Regions from separate parts of the Homo sapiens genome. Here region 2 is linked to region 1. A link is a contact called in ENCODE Hi-C or POLR2A ChIA-PET data. All regions are on one chromosome and are shown on one strand. The core of a region is the stretch at or near the end of the contact, and the rest is flanking DNA. Distances in the headings are between cores, read along the strand shown.

Evidence for each region. A loop is a pair of places that touch in the nucleus more often than their neighbours do. ChIA-PET counts read pairs that join two places held with the same protein, here RNA polymerase II (POLR2A). Pooled maps may share reads with other maps.
Region 2: a loop to region 1 is called in a map of heart right ventricle, with 1.9 times the contacts of the local background. The contact joins the enhancer-like site here to the promoter of PCSK1 in region 1. A Hi-C loop is called at or near these places in 1 of 168 maps with a recorded cell type or tissue (heart right ventricle), 1 of 37 single-sample maps with no recorded cell type and 2 of 50 pooled maps. POLR2A ChIA-PET finds 5 or more read pairs at or near these places in 1 of 52 experiments (activated CD4-positive, alpha-beta memory T cell).

What each region holds. Positions count from the first base shown.
Region 1 is chr5:96,430,456-96,437,947 of GRCh38, forward strand. It overlaps PCSK1 (proprotein convertase subtilisin/kexin type 1), which reads right to left and starts at 2,793. Exons shown (of 14, transcript NM_000439.5): 1 at 2,408-2,793. The coding sequence starts at 2,587. All of the region lies in intron 4 of LOC101929710 (a long non-coding RNA gene), which reads left to right. It also overlaps a transcript of CAST not described here and the pseudogene LOC102724070. RefSeq lists silencers at 3,670-3,964, 3,826-3,945.
Region 2 is chr5:96,564,380-96,571,871 of GRCh38, forward strand. All of the region lies in intron 4 of LOC101929710 (a long non-coding RNA gene), which reads left to right. It also overlaps a transcript of CAST not described here. Among named protein-coding and RNA genes, the nearest start is that of CAST, 94 kb to the right of the region's middle. RefSeq lists a silencer at 1,732-1,932. Within about 2 kb of position 2,597, at least 3 of the 41 ENCODE cell types and tissues checked have a DNase peak (open chromatin) inside an H3K27ac peak, as active enhancers do.

The DNA.
Region 1 (7,492 bases), core at 1,543-4,042:
TAAGCTGTGGATGGAACTGGGGAGAGAAATCAGCAGCCGCAGAAAAAGATCACCAGTGCTTAGCTCTGTTTTCTCTGCTGTCAACTGGTTTTTCTTCTTGTCACTACCTTAATCCAAGCTTTATCCTGAGGCAATAAGGTACCCAATATAGTAATGCTAAATTAGTGTAATTTTAGTAATATTAAACAAAAAGAGAAATAAGCAGAACCAGGAACGTGCTATCAGCCTTCTACAAAGAATTATTATTCTAATAAAATAATTTTGTTAAGTTTGTTTTAAAACTTTTGTTAGTAATGCCATCTTAACTAAAAATGGTTAGAGGAAAGATAGTATTGTAAATCATATATAAATATAGATGGTTTTCCCCCACTATTTGTTAATGCTTTTGTGACTATGCTATCCCTTACTCAAAGATCCTCCCAAGAATGATGATGTATTGTTTTTTACTATTAAGATTTATGTTTATTTATTTTGAAAAGCAGTTTTCACATTGAATGGTCTAGGTTTAGATGCATGCCTAGAGCTAACAGGTGGGAAAAAGAAGAGAGATTTAGTTTTTGCTGTCTTCCCCAGTCTCCTCCTACACGGTTACCAGTGCTATTTAGCCTTTCAGTAGCTGCTCAAGGAATACACAATTAAATCCCCAGTGTCCACCCCCATAGGTCATACATGATTTGTATGATGTCCACAGTACCCACCAGCACAATTTCCTCTGCTACTCATACCCTCTTTGGGTCTCAAAAATTCCTAATAATTGCGTGCAATTCCCAGACTTACTACTAAACTGTATTATGTCTCACTGTTTTCCCACAAGCTGTTTTCTATGCCTAGACTGTCTTCTCCGATCTCATTATGTGCTCCTGGCAACCTTTGACTTCTGTTCCCGGAGCAAATGTTTTCTCCTTTGGGCAGTTTTCATTCACCCCTCCCGAATTCCCTACTACTTTCATTCCTTCAACCAATGAATATTGAGACTTCAAGTACAACTTCTATGATTACACAAATTACAATCAGTTGCAATCATTTATCTCTAAGCTAGTCTCCTCTAGATTCTTGATTACTTGAGAGCGTTTCTTTCCCTCCTCTTATTCCTCAGCCCCTAACACGGAGCCTGGCACGAGGGCAAGGGCTGGCCAAAAGCAAAAGACTCATCTGCTGCTGGGACACCAGGAAGCCAATCTGCATTGATTTTCCTTTCGGGCATTTCAAAGACAATTTGGTTTATAAAGTTGAGAATGAAGCCTCTAGCAAGAGCAGGCGAATTCCCCAGAGGGTTCGGTCTACAGAATCGCCAACGCCCCCGCCGATTACTCATCCGTGACTCCAGCGGCGTCTCAACCACCACCTCCAGAAAAAACGCGCCAAAATGTTTTACAACTGCCTCCTCCCACGCTTCAATGCAGACCAACTTCCCAAGCAGGGGGCGAGGGCTTGATTCCGAGCCAAGGAAAGGAAAGCTCTAGACTAGAAGTCACACTCCCTAGGGTCCCCTCGGAATCGCTCAGCTATAAGCAGTCTCCCACTTAATGTCTTGACGCCCACCCACCTCCAACCAGCTACCTATCGACCAAGCCTTCACTTGGACAGGCAACAATAAGCTGAAATTCCCGGGAAAACGATTACGTACTTGGCTGAAGAACAAGAAAGAAATAGATCCCTTCCCCATAGTCAGTTCGGCATCTCGACCCTGCAGTGGGACTGGCCGGGCAAAGTTATGAAGCTTGGACTTTATAAGTTCCCAGTGAAAAGCCGGAGCTCCCTAGAGAGTCGCGGGGATAGATGGTCCCGTGTCTTTCACCCACCATTTCTCCCCCCAGCTTCCCAGGCTACTCCGCGGCCTCCCAACCTCCTGGTCGCGAGTCCCAGCAGCTGGCACTCTTCCAATGCCCTGGGCGTGCCCTTACAGGCTGCCAGGGCGGACAGCCCCAAGCCTGCTTAGCCCCTTGCATCAGGACTTGGATCTGATGCTGCCATATTGAAAAGAAGGCAACAGCCGGCTCCTGACGCAGACCGCCTCAGTCCCGGGGGATGGAGCGCACTGCTTCTCCCGGGGGCGCTTGGTTGGTAAGAGCTTGAGTGTATCTCAAGTTCCCTGAACAAGCGTGGAGGGATTTTTCTTCCAAACCGCGCGGGAACGGATTTCAATTCTAGAGCGGCCAACAGTAAGCATAAGCCCTACCCAGCTGCAGCGGCTTCCTTCTGCTTGGCTGCGCCCAGCCTAAACAGTAAATAATGCAAGCTTTCTCTCTCTCCAAGCGCGACAGGGGCGAGGGCTGGAGCAGCTCCTTGCTCTTTGCTACTCTGGGCTCTGGAGAGTGCAACCTGGGGCTCCCACTTGGAAGACCGCGCTCCAGTCCCGCCAGTCCCCTGGGGCCCCAGAAAGTTTCTTGAAAGTGGAAACTCTTACCTGACCCAAAAGGTCATAGCCCAGCTCCTCGGCGATGGCCGAGGCTGCTTCCGGGCCCCCGGGGATCTCCGCTGCCCATTCATTGACAAATTGCCTTTTCGCTTTTGCACTGTTCAGTGCACACCAAGCGCAAAAGAGGACGAAAGCAGTGCACTGCAGACTCCAGGCTCTTCGCTCCATAGCTCACACACTCGCTTGAACAAGAGTGGGAAGGGAAGAGGAAAAAGAAGCAAGATAGGAGAAAAGCCAGACAGACTCCCCCTTCCCACCCTCGGGCTCTAGACCACTCCTGGCTCCTGGTTGCTCTGCGAAGAGCTAGGAGGCGCGAGAGGAGAGGCTGGGCGGCGGCGAGCGCTCAGTGAAGCGCTTCGGTCTCCAGGCTGAGTGGAGCCCCAGCCCTTCCCAGCCAGAATGGAAATGAGTGTTTACACGTCAAATCGACGAAAGCCATCTCTTGACGTCAGATCTACCTGGACTAAGATCCGAATGGTATTCCCGGCGGGGCGGAGAAGCGGCTAAAATAAGCAGCCAGGGATTAGGAAAAGGAAGGAACTGTTTGCTGGGATCAGTTAAGTCTGCTCCTTGTCTGCCCATAAATTCTGTACCGTGAGAAACATTTTCACTTTTCAAAGAGAAGTGCCCCACTTGAACATAACTACCAAGAATCAAAGGCTGGGAGTGCTTTCCCTCCCTTCCATCCATTTTCTCTGTATTTACTTTATTATCTCATGTGTGTGGCGGGGAGGGGGGGAGGCTATAGGATTCTTATAATGGCCCTTTGGGCATCAGCACCTGCTATGAAGAACAAGGCTCTTAGGTCTTTCAAAGAGAGAGGCTAGGAGAGTAAGGAGAAGAAGGGAAGCTACTACTGTCCCAATTCTGTTCTAAATTGTCTGAGAAAATTAGCATGTCTATGTTAAAGCAATACTATTAAAAATGAATTTTTAACCATTCAAGCCACCTTAGTTTACAAGTTTACTTCCCTCCTCCCCTTTGTTTCTCAACCTCAGTAAAACAATATCAGTAGTTATACTCCGATATTGCAAAGCCAGCGCCACCACCACCTTTTAGGGTGTTTATCAGTAAAATGATTAATCATGTGATTTTAAAAAAACATATTTTTAAGAATTCGTCAACAAGGGGATCTAGGATCCCAAAAGCTGTTGTGTTGATTCAGGGAGGGAAAGAGCAGTTTTTATTTACCTCGACTTTCCATTGTGCCTCAGTAGAGCTCTTCACTTTGGTGCTGAGCTGGAGCTGTGCCATTACTTTCCCATAAAATGCACAATGCCTCTTTGTGGAAAAATGGTTTCCTGTGGGAGGAGAGCAAGGAAACATCTAAATGAATTCTCCACCCCTCACCCTAGGGAAGTGAGTTCAGTCTCCCATGGTGGAGCCTATTCGAACCCTGAGGGATTGAACCTGGCGGGAGATACCAGTGCCTAGTATTCAGCACCGAGGTCTGGACAGCGACACACGCAGGACTGCCGCAGGAGCTGCTCTCTCTTCTGAGCACCAAAGACCTCCACCCTTCTGCAGCTGGCCAGCACCAAGCTGTTTTCCTTTTGATATGTGCATTTCCCTCTTTTGAACAGCAAAATAGGAAATTGGCCGCAGGGGGGAGTGTGGTTAGGTTCATGATCGTGACAACTTGTGTCCAGCTCTTGGGAACGTGTTGGACTCAGGCCAAAAGTAAAATCGCCGGGAGGTGGAATTGAGAGAGTATGCTGCACCTGGGAAGTTTGTTTTTTTTTTTGTTGTTGTTGTTGTTGTTTTTTAAAGCTCAACCGCCCGAGGGCGCGATCTATGCTGTAGAAATAGAAGAAAGGGGAGAAGGTTGGAAAGAAAGCATATAAACAAGTGGAGAAAGGAAGCAAGAGATGTTCCTTACAAGAAGCAAATGAGACAAGACTTGGTGGAGGATCAGGCTCTGTAGTGCTAATTTTTCATTTGCCTCCACGTTTGCAGAAATGTGCACTACATAATTTCTTTAAACATAAAGCATCTTTACAAAATCAAATGCCAATGTTAATAAGCCATGTGACATGGTTAAGTGTTTTACAATAATGTAACTCACATGAGATGAAATGGAATGGGCTCCGATTGATAGCTTTGTTGTCTGTTCTGTAAATCCACATGTGTGAATGTTGATGGCTGGGTAAGCTGTCTTCTTTTCCCTTCACACCTCGGCCTGAGTTGTGGCCTCAAGCTCTCAAGGGTGTTTCATTCTCACAGCAGACAGACACTAACTGTGCACTAGCAAGGCAAGAGAAGCCCAGGGCAAATGTTTTATAACGGTAGATGTGTCAGAGGAGGAACATATTTGTCCCTTTCTTATTATTGTTCAAGTAAATCAGTTTGGCAGAGTGTTGGCAATAGGGTCCGTGTCTCTCTCATTAATGAGGCATTTGTCTTAAATGGAGCACCATAGAAGCCTGGAATAAACATTTGGTTTATATACCTAACAGGGCCAAGTAAACTCTCACAAAAAGAAGATAATATCCTCATCCACACAATACAGATATCAGTAAGTTAATCTGCTATTGTCTGATTTTTATCCTATGAACCTCTTTGCCAGAACTTCTGGCATGCAGAAGAAATAAATTTCTGCCAAGACTAGAGGTGCAAGTAGATTTAGAATCCATTTTAACTTTTTGTTTCAAGGGCTAGTCCTACCCTGATTTGTAGATCATGGTAGTGACCTCCAGGCCCATCAGTGTTATATTTCGTATTATAAATTGGAAGAGCCAATTATCACCCTTAAGTTGGTTTTAATAGCATTTGATTCATGTGATTAATTTATATAGAAAACCGGATACTCCAGAAATTAAGAGGACGTGTTTCCATTATAAGTTATCAAGTGATTGCCATGCCTTTCATGATGCTCACAACTGCCCAGTGATACAGCTAAGCATTCATTAAGGTTTCTTGGAGAGTAAAAGAAGCTATTAAGAGCAGGAAGTAAGAATATGCTCAAAGGAGATCTATAGATCACCATATCTCTTTAGTCTTAGGAAACAAATGTTTTAAACATTTTGTTACTACGAAATAAAACATATACCCTTGGGCATACTAAACAATGTACCCAATATTTATCACAAAGTGGACACAGTGTAACCATTTGGGCCAAGAAAAACATTTCTAGACCCACAGAATAACAGAATAATATTCCTAGATCTTCAAGAGATGTTAAAGAATGGGTAAGGAAATAATGTAGGTTTAACATTTTCCAGTTATCATGTAGACTTGCCTGTTTGCTATGGGTAACATTAACTGCACATTAACTCAAAGGTGTAACAAATTAGTCTGTAATTAAACTAGAAGATTTTTGGTAGCAGAACACATTATAGGGGCAAACCTACCTATAGCAGTGTTTTCCAACATAGAAAATAACAATATTTGTGTGGCACACTGGGGTAAACTGGAGGAAATTTGAAGACATCTGTATGGAGCTGGGTGAAGAGATTCATAACATTTTCTTTACATGATACAATTATGATAACAAAATAAAATATAACATTTTGGGCAATACATTAAATTGCATATTAATAACTTTAAATTGAGAAATCTGAATATGCTTTCACCAATATAAGTTTTTATCTGAAGTTTTATGCTTAAAAAGGCTATATATCATTTCTAATTAAAACATTTTAATGACAAATGATCTTTTTATATTCTTAATAGCTGCTGTCAATGAAACTTTTTTGCAAAATTCTATTTTAAATAATATAGCCGTCTTTATTTTCTTGACATATTTATCATTGGAGTTCTATATGAAAATGCCTATAGATTCAGAATCCATCTAAATTTTACAGGTCAAGTATGACAAAATAATATTGAAATTGTAAATTGGAAAATACACACACCTTTTAGAGAAGTTACCATCTACCAACTTTACCACAAATTGAGAAAAGTATCTAGTATACACAAAGACTGATATTGGGGTTACCACTTAAAGATACACCTGCCAGAAGTCCCTGAATTACTTTCTCATGATATCTCCTCCCGTGACCAAATTTTGGTGGGTGTGCTATGCTAATTAAGTACTTAGAGTATGAACTCCTCCAGCAGATCCACAGACACTTTTCACATGATGGAAATAGACATGCTTGCAGCAGGTTGCTGAAGTAAATACAGCATCAAGGTGGTGGACACGACTTGGTTGAGTTCCAAGAGCTCAGCAACAAGCTACTCACCTGGCCTTCCCAAGTGATTAGAAGACCAAATATCTTGAGGGACATCTTTAATTCTACTGGTTGGGATGCTCTGACCTATAGAAATGGAAGTAAAAGAGTAAAAAAGCAAAGTCTATACACTGCAAAGGCTTTGAGGTGGATGAATAATTATGAAGGATTTTTGCTGAATGAACTAGATAAACACAAAATCTTGAATTTAATGTAGAATTGAATTGAATTATTAAAATGGAAGCAGTGAGTGCCATAAATTCCACTTGCTAGAAATAATTGATCTTTTCTAATGAAAATGGATAATTAAATGTGGCCATATACAAGTATTTAGGTTCTTTCTTTAACAGGTTCTTTTAAAATATGCATTTACTGAGTGAGTTGCAGAGCATCCCTGCTTCTGCTTGCAGGCAATGCTCTTGCTTCCTCTGTGCTCTCAAACATTGCCATTTTCGTATTAAACTCTCAGTGCATAACTGCTGTCTCTGCTCCTGAAGTATGTCTTTCTATGAGAATTATAGACTTTAGTATTGAAAAGTGACCTTGAATATTATACAGCTCCTTGCTTCTCAAAGTCTTGTCCACATACCAGCATTATAGGCATCACTTGGAAGCTTGTTAGAAATGCAGACCCTCAGCCCCCACCCCAGAACTACTGAATCAGAATCTGCATTGTTAATGAGTCCGTAGTGATTCATACGCAATTAAAGTTTGAGACGCACTGATCTACTTAACATGCCTGGTATACATGACACTCCTCTGTGATATTTTTTAACAAGTTGTTAGGCAATTCCTGGTCTCCCAAAGCAACCCATTCTTTGGTTTGGATTGGCTGAAATGGTTACAAAGTCCTTCCTTATAATGATATTATAAAACCTTTCCTCATTACTACCTCCAGTCA
Region 2 (7,492 bases), core at 1,347-3,846, 130 kb after region 1:
TCTGATTCCAAGAAAGTTTTCTGAAGTGTATTTTGTTTTCCAGATATTTTTCCTTTTCAAAACAGAATCCCATTCTACTTGCCGGAAAATGTGTTGTATTAAAGAGGATTAATACACATTCAAAGTGCAATCAGACTTTTATCCAGATAATACCTTGCTGTAACGGAAGTCCTTTATGTTAGCCACAGCTCTGAATTGCTGAGACATTCTATTGGATAACACATCTGTGAAGGCTCCAACTTAAATGTCACCTATTTAGCGGGGTTCAGTGGCTCATGCCTGTAATCCCAGCACTTTGGGAGGCCGAGGTAGGCAGATCACTTGAGCTCAGATGTTCCAGACCAGCCTGGGCAACGTGGTGAAACCCCATCACTACAAAAAATTAGCCAGGCATGATGGCATGTGCCTGTAGTCTCAACTACTCAGGAGCCTGAGGTGGGAGGATCACTTGAGCCTGAGGTTGAGGCTGCAGTGAGCTGTGATTGTGCCACTGCACTCTAGCCTGGATGACTGAGTGAGACCCTGTCTCAAAAAAAAGTCACCTATTCTGCGAAGTATCTATGAGCTCACCCAGGCAGAGTGGAGTCAGTAAAAAGTGAATTAAGCTATGCCCTTAGTTTACTTTTTTAATTAAAATTCTAGGTAGATCAAAATAAATAAATATTTTAAAAATTAAAGTATAAAAACACATGGGAAAGGTGTGTGTGTGTGTGTGTGTGTGTGTGTAAAGTATCAGAGTGGACAAGTCTTTTTAAGTGTAATGGAAAATTTAGAAGCAATTAATAAAAATTTTCCCACACTAAAAAAAATAGCCTCTCCTTAACTCTGAACTTTCAAAACATGCCCATACCTCAATTAAAATATATATCATATAGAGAGGATTTTAAATGATATGATAAATATGAAGAAATAAATATTTGAGGTGATAAATATGCTACTTAGCCTGATTTGATCATTCTACAAGGTATACATGTCTCGAAACATCACATTGTACCCACATATATATATATACAACTAATATTTTCCAATAAAAAGATAAAACAAGTAGTACATCACATGGCATTATAAGCATTTATTCATACACCCTTTTTCCCTCCTTATTGGACACATCCCCAAATCATACTGTGAATGACTAGGGTACAAATTAGCAACTACACATGCTATTTAACATGATCCTTGGACCACTATAATTATTCTGCAATTAAATGAATGAGTGAATAAATGAAGTGGTACTGGGTCCACTCAGTGTAAGCATTTAAATCAGTGGTCCCCTGGGTGAGCTGGGAAGGGGACACTGAAAATAGACAATCTAATTTTTCCTAAGGCAGCCCGCCAGGCTAGAGAACGTATAGGAGAAGACCGTGAGGGGAACAGCCATCTCCCCATGAGATGTACCGGGCAGAAGGGAATACCTGCTCTCCTACAGGGTAATTGGTGCTCAAATCAACCTAGAAATCCTATATTCTCTCTTCCTTTTAGTAGAAAGCCTCTCTGCCTGGCTAGAATTTCAACAGGCATATTTCCAACTGGCTTTATTATCGTGACCCAGATATAAATATCATGGCAGGAGCCCATGAGGTGGGAGCACAATTTATCCTAACTGAAAATAGAGGCGGAGAATCATCAGCCCTAGTATCCCTGATACTAGAGTGAGGTTTCCATAGCAACCAGCTGAGTCACTAATGAAAAAGAACAGTTGCACTATGACTAGGCTGACATTCTGTGACATTCTCTTATTTTACTGTAGCTCTAATGATGTCTTCAGTGGGAATGACAGAGAGAAAAGGTTCTGACCTCTCAATTAAACCTGTAGCTGACTTGACACGCTCTGCCTTTAGCCTAATGAACGTGAATTTCTGTGTGCAAATTCTGCCTTGGAGAAAAGCAACTTTGGAATTTGTCTGAATCATATATTAGACTTGTTGATTCCATTGTTCCTTTAATGTAGTCCCTTCTTTTCCAAATTAAGATGGAAACAGATGGGTCCCAAAAGCAAAACAGGAAGGGAAGACATTAGTGAAAAGACGTGACAAGGTGATGCTAATCTATCACTGATGACGCAAAATTGAAGAAAACAACCAGAAGTGGTTCTCTCCCTTCTTCAAACAGGAGGAACCACAGGTTATAAAGCAAGAAAGCTAGGAATCTGCAAAGATGGAGGGGACCTGCTGAAGACAAGGTCTGAGAGGTCCATGACCCACTGTATTCACTTACTAGTCACCATATTCAGAGCACTGAGCTAGGCACTACAGGGTGTTGCAAAGCAGAATACCTCAAGTCATTTAAAGTCTAAAACTAAAGGAGGGGTGAGATAGATTCGCAATTTTAAAATGCACACAAACTACACATGACCCCTTCTGCTGACAAGAAACATATACAGAAACCAGCACATTGATGATACAAGTTTTAAAAATTCAAATTAATAAAATAAAAAACTGCCACAACTTTGAGCATAGAAATGGAGTTTTAAAATAATCAAGATGGTCATTGAGTTTGTAAAACACTGAGAGTGCTTTACTTATGTTTTAGTTTCGTTTTGCTTTGTTTTGTTTCAAATGTACTTGTTTGCAAACACGTACCAACTTGTTTTAAGCCCAGCATTGGGTTCCTTTCATCTGCACAAGAAGGGCCACGAGGGCTGGTGTCAGCATTTGCTGCAAATTATATGGGAGTTTCTGCATTTGAGTGTAGGCATCTGCATCTCCTTATCAGCAGAAAAGAAGAGAGCTCATTCATTATTAAAACAGCCTTCTAGCTACTCTCTTTCCTCAGCACAACACTGCCAGACAAATTTTCTTAGTCTAAGTAAGACTTGAATCACGTTTTTCCTCTCCTCAAGATCTTAATTTACTGCTTTCTGCATGGCACTCTCCTAGTTAAGAAGAGATGATGGTTCCACATTACAAATCAAACCACACCCAACTCTGCTGCTTGATTTATAACGCGCCCAACAGCTTCGCCTCAGCATATCTATCCATGCATATTTCCTATGCCTCCCCAGTGGTAGTCCTTCCTTCCTGCCAGACCGTCTCTTTCCTGACCACAAAAAGGCATTATTACTAATTCTCAGCTCCATTGCATTCCACCAGCAGGAATTGCCTTCTCACTACCTAATCAGTCCTAATTCATCCTTGGAGAAAGTGCAAATGCCACTTCCTCCATAAAGGTGTTCTCTGAGGGGCTGCTGCTTGTGTAAACAGGGACTTCCATTCTGTTTGTACTTAACCATTTTCCTAACCTACTCTTATTTTTTCTGTTGACTAAATTGTTGACCCCTTGAGATCAGGCTTCCCGTTCTTTTCTTCTTTTCATGTATAGATGCCCATAGTACATTTACAGCCAGTCACGTATTAATTCAGTAAGTATCTATGGAACATTCGGCCAGGAGAGATATAAAGACCCATAAGGAGGCTTCACCTGGACATTTAGAGCTTGTAGTTGGGAATGTAGACAGGGGATGACAGGGACAAGGTAGTTCAGAACCAGACAATGTTCACATTTTAAAGCCCCCTCATGATTTTGGCCTTTTAATCTGCTTTGTCAGAGCTTCAGAGTTCCATGGAGGAGGAGAGGGTGGCAGGGGAGGCAGGATGCCTTCTTTGTCCTGATCAGAGCTGCTTCATTTTTATCTGCTTCAGGGGTTTAGATTTCTTAGACTTTGGATTAAAACTTCATCTAAAAGGGTACTTTTTGACTGAACAAAGGCTGAAAACCTCTTTTCTGGGTAGTGAAGATCCTTTCGCATTTTTAGGTGTGTTAAGAGCAAGCGTGTATCTGATGCTGGGTTGAGACTTAATCCATACCAGAAAGTTGGTGGATTGCTTAAACCCCCTTGACTCTCAAACTGTCATACATTGTTGACAGATGTTCTTTCATCTATTTGTTTGCTATTAAGAGTCAGAAGGCCGGACACGGTGGCTCACGCCTGTAATCTCAGCACTTTGGGAGGCCGAAGCAGGCAGATCACTTGAGGTCAGGAGTTAGAGACCAGCCTGGCCAACATGCTAGAACCTTATCTCTATTAAAAATACAAAAATTAGCTGGGCATAGCAGGGGGTGCCTGTAATCCCAGCTACTTGGGAGGCTAAGGCAGGAGAATCACTTGAACCTGGGAGGCAGAGTTTGCAGTGAGCCAAGATTGCACCACTGCACTCCAGCCTGGGCGACAGAGCGAGACTCCATCTCAAAAAAAAAAAAAAAAAAAAAAAAGAAGATAAGGGCAGTTGGTTTATATCTTTAATACTGAGGGAGTTTAAGAATATTCTGGCATTATATTTTGCCTCTGATTACTAAGAAATAAAGGTGCTCCTTCTTTGTGTGCATATTTTTTTGTTTTCATGGGAATATTTACTTTTTTTCCTTGTTGGACAGGGGAGTTATTTAAAGGAATGGTCAAAGAAAACTAAAAGGACCAGCTCTCCACCAATAGCTATAATAACTAAATCTATGCCTATGCAGAATCTTGTGAGAGAAAACCAAGCAGAAGGGACAATGAAAGTTGTATGGAAAGACAATAGCATGGATGAGAAGTCAGCAGTGAAGCAGCTTTTGCTGTTGTGTCAGAGCAGAAAATAGAAGAGTGGGCTGGCACAAGGCAGCAGCTACGCTCTGCTCAGACCAACTCTTCTCTGGACATTGCCACTCCAGGAACACAAACCCATGGTGGCCACCTCCTCAGCTGTTGCTGTGACACATTTTAGGATCATGAGTGGAAGGAACTCCCTGAGCATTTCTAGGTACCAAACCAATACAAACAAACTTCATTTTATGGAATTCCTCCCTGCTGAAGTAGACATTCAAAAAACATTCGTAATGTCCCAGCTCTTGGAAGAAACAGATGCAATGAGAGACCTCCCACTCATGGGTCTGCTTCTGCCACAAAGGTATAATGTGTGTGACAATCAAAAAGTATCATGTCAGAGTGGGAAGCATTCATGATGAAAAGTCAAACTGACCTAGGTTCAAATTCTGGCTCAGCTACTTGAAGATAGATGAATAATAAACAGGAATAATTTATATATATTTTTAAAACGAAAGTCTACTGGGAAACCCACTGAATGCTATATTTCTAAGACCCAGATGCCAATCCTATGCCGCTGTTCTTATAAGCCACTTCTCTTTGCACCTGTTGCTGTTTGCTTCCCTCATCCCAAACATACCAGACTGTGCAGGCTCCCCTCCTCTGAGTCCCCATTACACCCTGTCAATTTCCACATCCATCTGCGATTTCCTGGTTTGTGATTCTCAGTTTCTTTTGTCTTACTGCTAACCTAGAAATACTAGAGTTTAGGAAAGTCTCACTTGAAGGGACTAAAAGTCTCAACACAGCACTAAACAAGTCATCCATAGCGACAACACGATCACTGATCCAGTACAATATCTTATGGTGCCTAGAAAAGCACTCACAGCTATTACTTTCTCCTCAGCATTGTTTTACTGTTTATTGCCTGCCTTCCCTCTTATATGTGCACAAAGCACATTTCTCCTGTGAGTCAGTAAACTATACATCTGATTCGGCAGGGGTTTAACATTGTGCTTCACCTGTTTCATTCCCACAGAGAAGGTGGCACCTGGAGCTCAATCACATTTCCCAGTCTAAGACCTTCTCAATCTAATTCCATCTGACTGACATCATAGTGACAGGCTGTATCCTCAGAGAGAACAACAAAGAAAATCGTACCCTGATCTAAAATCCGTTGCTCACTTGTGAATGTTTCACAGCACCGTGGTTGAGAACCACAAGTTTATGAACTTGTCTGTCTGCCTAACATGACAATAAGATCCTTAATATCCTTAGGAAGAGGACTTGTCTTTTTCACCACTGTGTGTATGCCATGATGCTGGGCAGAGTAGGCACTCAAAAAGATTTATAAAATGAGTTTCAAGAGCAATAAAAATAATAGCATTTAGGTATTCACAGCTTCCCCCAACCATGTCAGCTGGTGAAGAAGGAAATACTCTTTGGTAATCATGGAGCCATGGCCTGGATTACTGTTGTAGATATCAAGGTAATGGAAAGAGTGGCTGAAATGAAAGGATTAGGGAAAAGCTAAATTAGTGTACATTAGAATAGCCTAGAACTCAAAGAAGGGCAATTAATAATAAAGGTGAAATTAAGGAGAGAGAGGGAGTGAGGGAGAAAAGCCAAGAAAAATAGAGATGAAGAAGGGATGGATGAGAAAAGAGACATTTGAGCGGATTCCTTTCTGTAATGAATACAATGAAAATAGAATGAAGGTAAAGAGGATGCTTAAAACATGTAGAGTGTGCCCTATAGCGAGTTTCTCCCTTGTAGCATTTTTCCAAGCAACTTCGGTAAAGATTTAAATTAGTTTTTACTACTTTAGGAAAAATATTAAACTGGTATCTCTTTTGAATGAATGCAATGCTGAAACATCATAAGGTAACCCAAGTTTGAGTCACCTTCAACTCAAACCCAAGTTTGTTTGAGTTATAGATGGAACTGGAATAATTTCCTGGGTAAGTGGAGGGTGAATGCTGTCACAGACCAAGCAATCCAATGTGAATTCCTCTGACTTTTTATTGGCCGTGTCTGGTGCTCTCTCATAAGTTTGAACACTGTTATGAATTTGGGGCAATTCTGCATGATGATATTACACAAGGTGGAAACAAGTATATATTCAGAGGAGCAGGATGTAGCCAGCAGAGCTTCATTCTGGTGACTGTTGGAGTTTTCTTGACCTCTGACATTGAATGTCAAGCATTGAGGAGTGGTCCAAGAATCCAGACCTGTCATCTGCAATGAGTCTGAGCTCAAAGCCATCTCTAATGTATTCAAATCTGGACCTTATTCCAGCTCCAAACCCTGCAGGGCTCTTCACTTCCGTAGAGATAGGCAGCGCAGGGAGGGCTAGAGGGTCTCATAAACCAATAGCCTAGTCACTGGTGCTTTTAAAAAACACCACAGAGGCTTAGTCTGATTGCTCATTAATACCTCTCCACTTTGACCAGTAGAAACTGCTCCACCCTTCCTCACACAAGCATTCTCTGGGCATCCTTTGTTAAAAATTTTATTTAGTATAACAATACTATTAATTTTCAAAATATTTCATAGTTATTGATGGGGCTTGTGGCAGAATTGAGTTATAAAGAAACACATGTGTTCTGATCTAGGTCCATTCCTCTAAAGATGATCATAGTTACACAGTTAACTGAACCGACCATTGAATGGAGCTAGCATGCTTGATAGGTTTTCTGTTATCAACAATCATTCCAGGAAGCAAAGGGGAAAAGAATCACAAATTTCCAGTAGATTGCTCTCTCACATCTGTCAGGTCTCCATTCATTTGTGATCTCTCTAGAGGGGGTTTTTGACCAAAAATAGCATCTTGTGCCACCTTCTATATCCCTACCCTGTTTTACTTTCCTTTGTAGCTCTTATCACTCTGTCATTATAACGCATGCTTATCCACTTACTTATTGCCTGCCTCCCCAAATGGAATGTGAGTTACATTAGGGTTGGGACTTTACT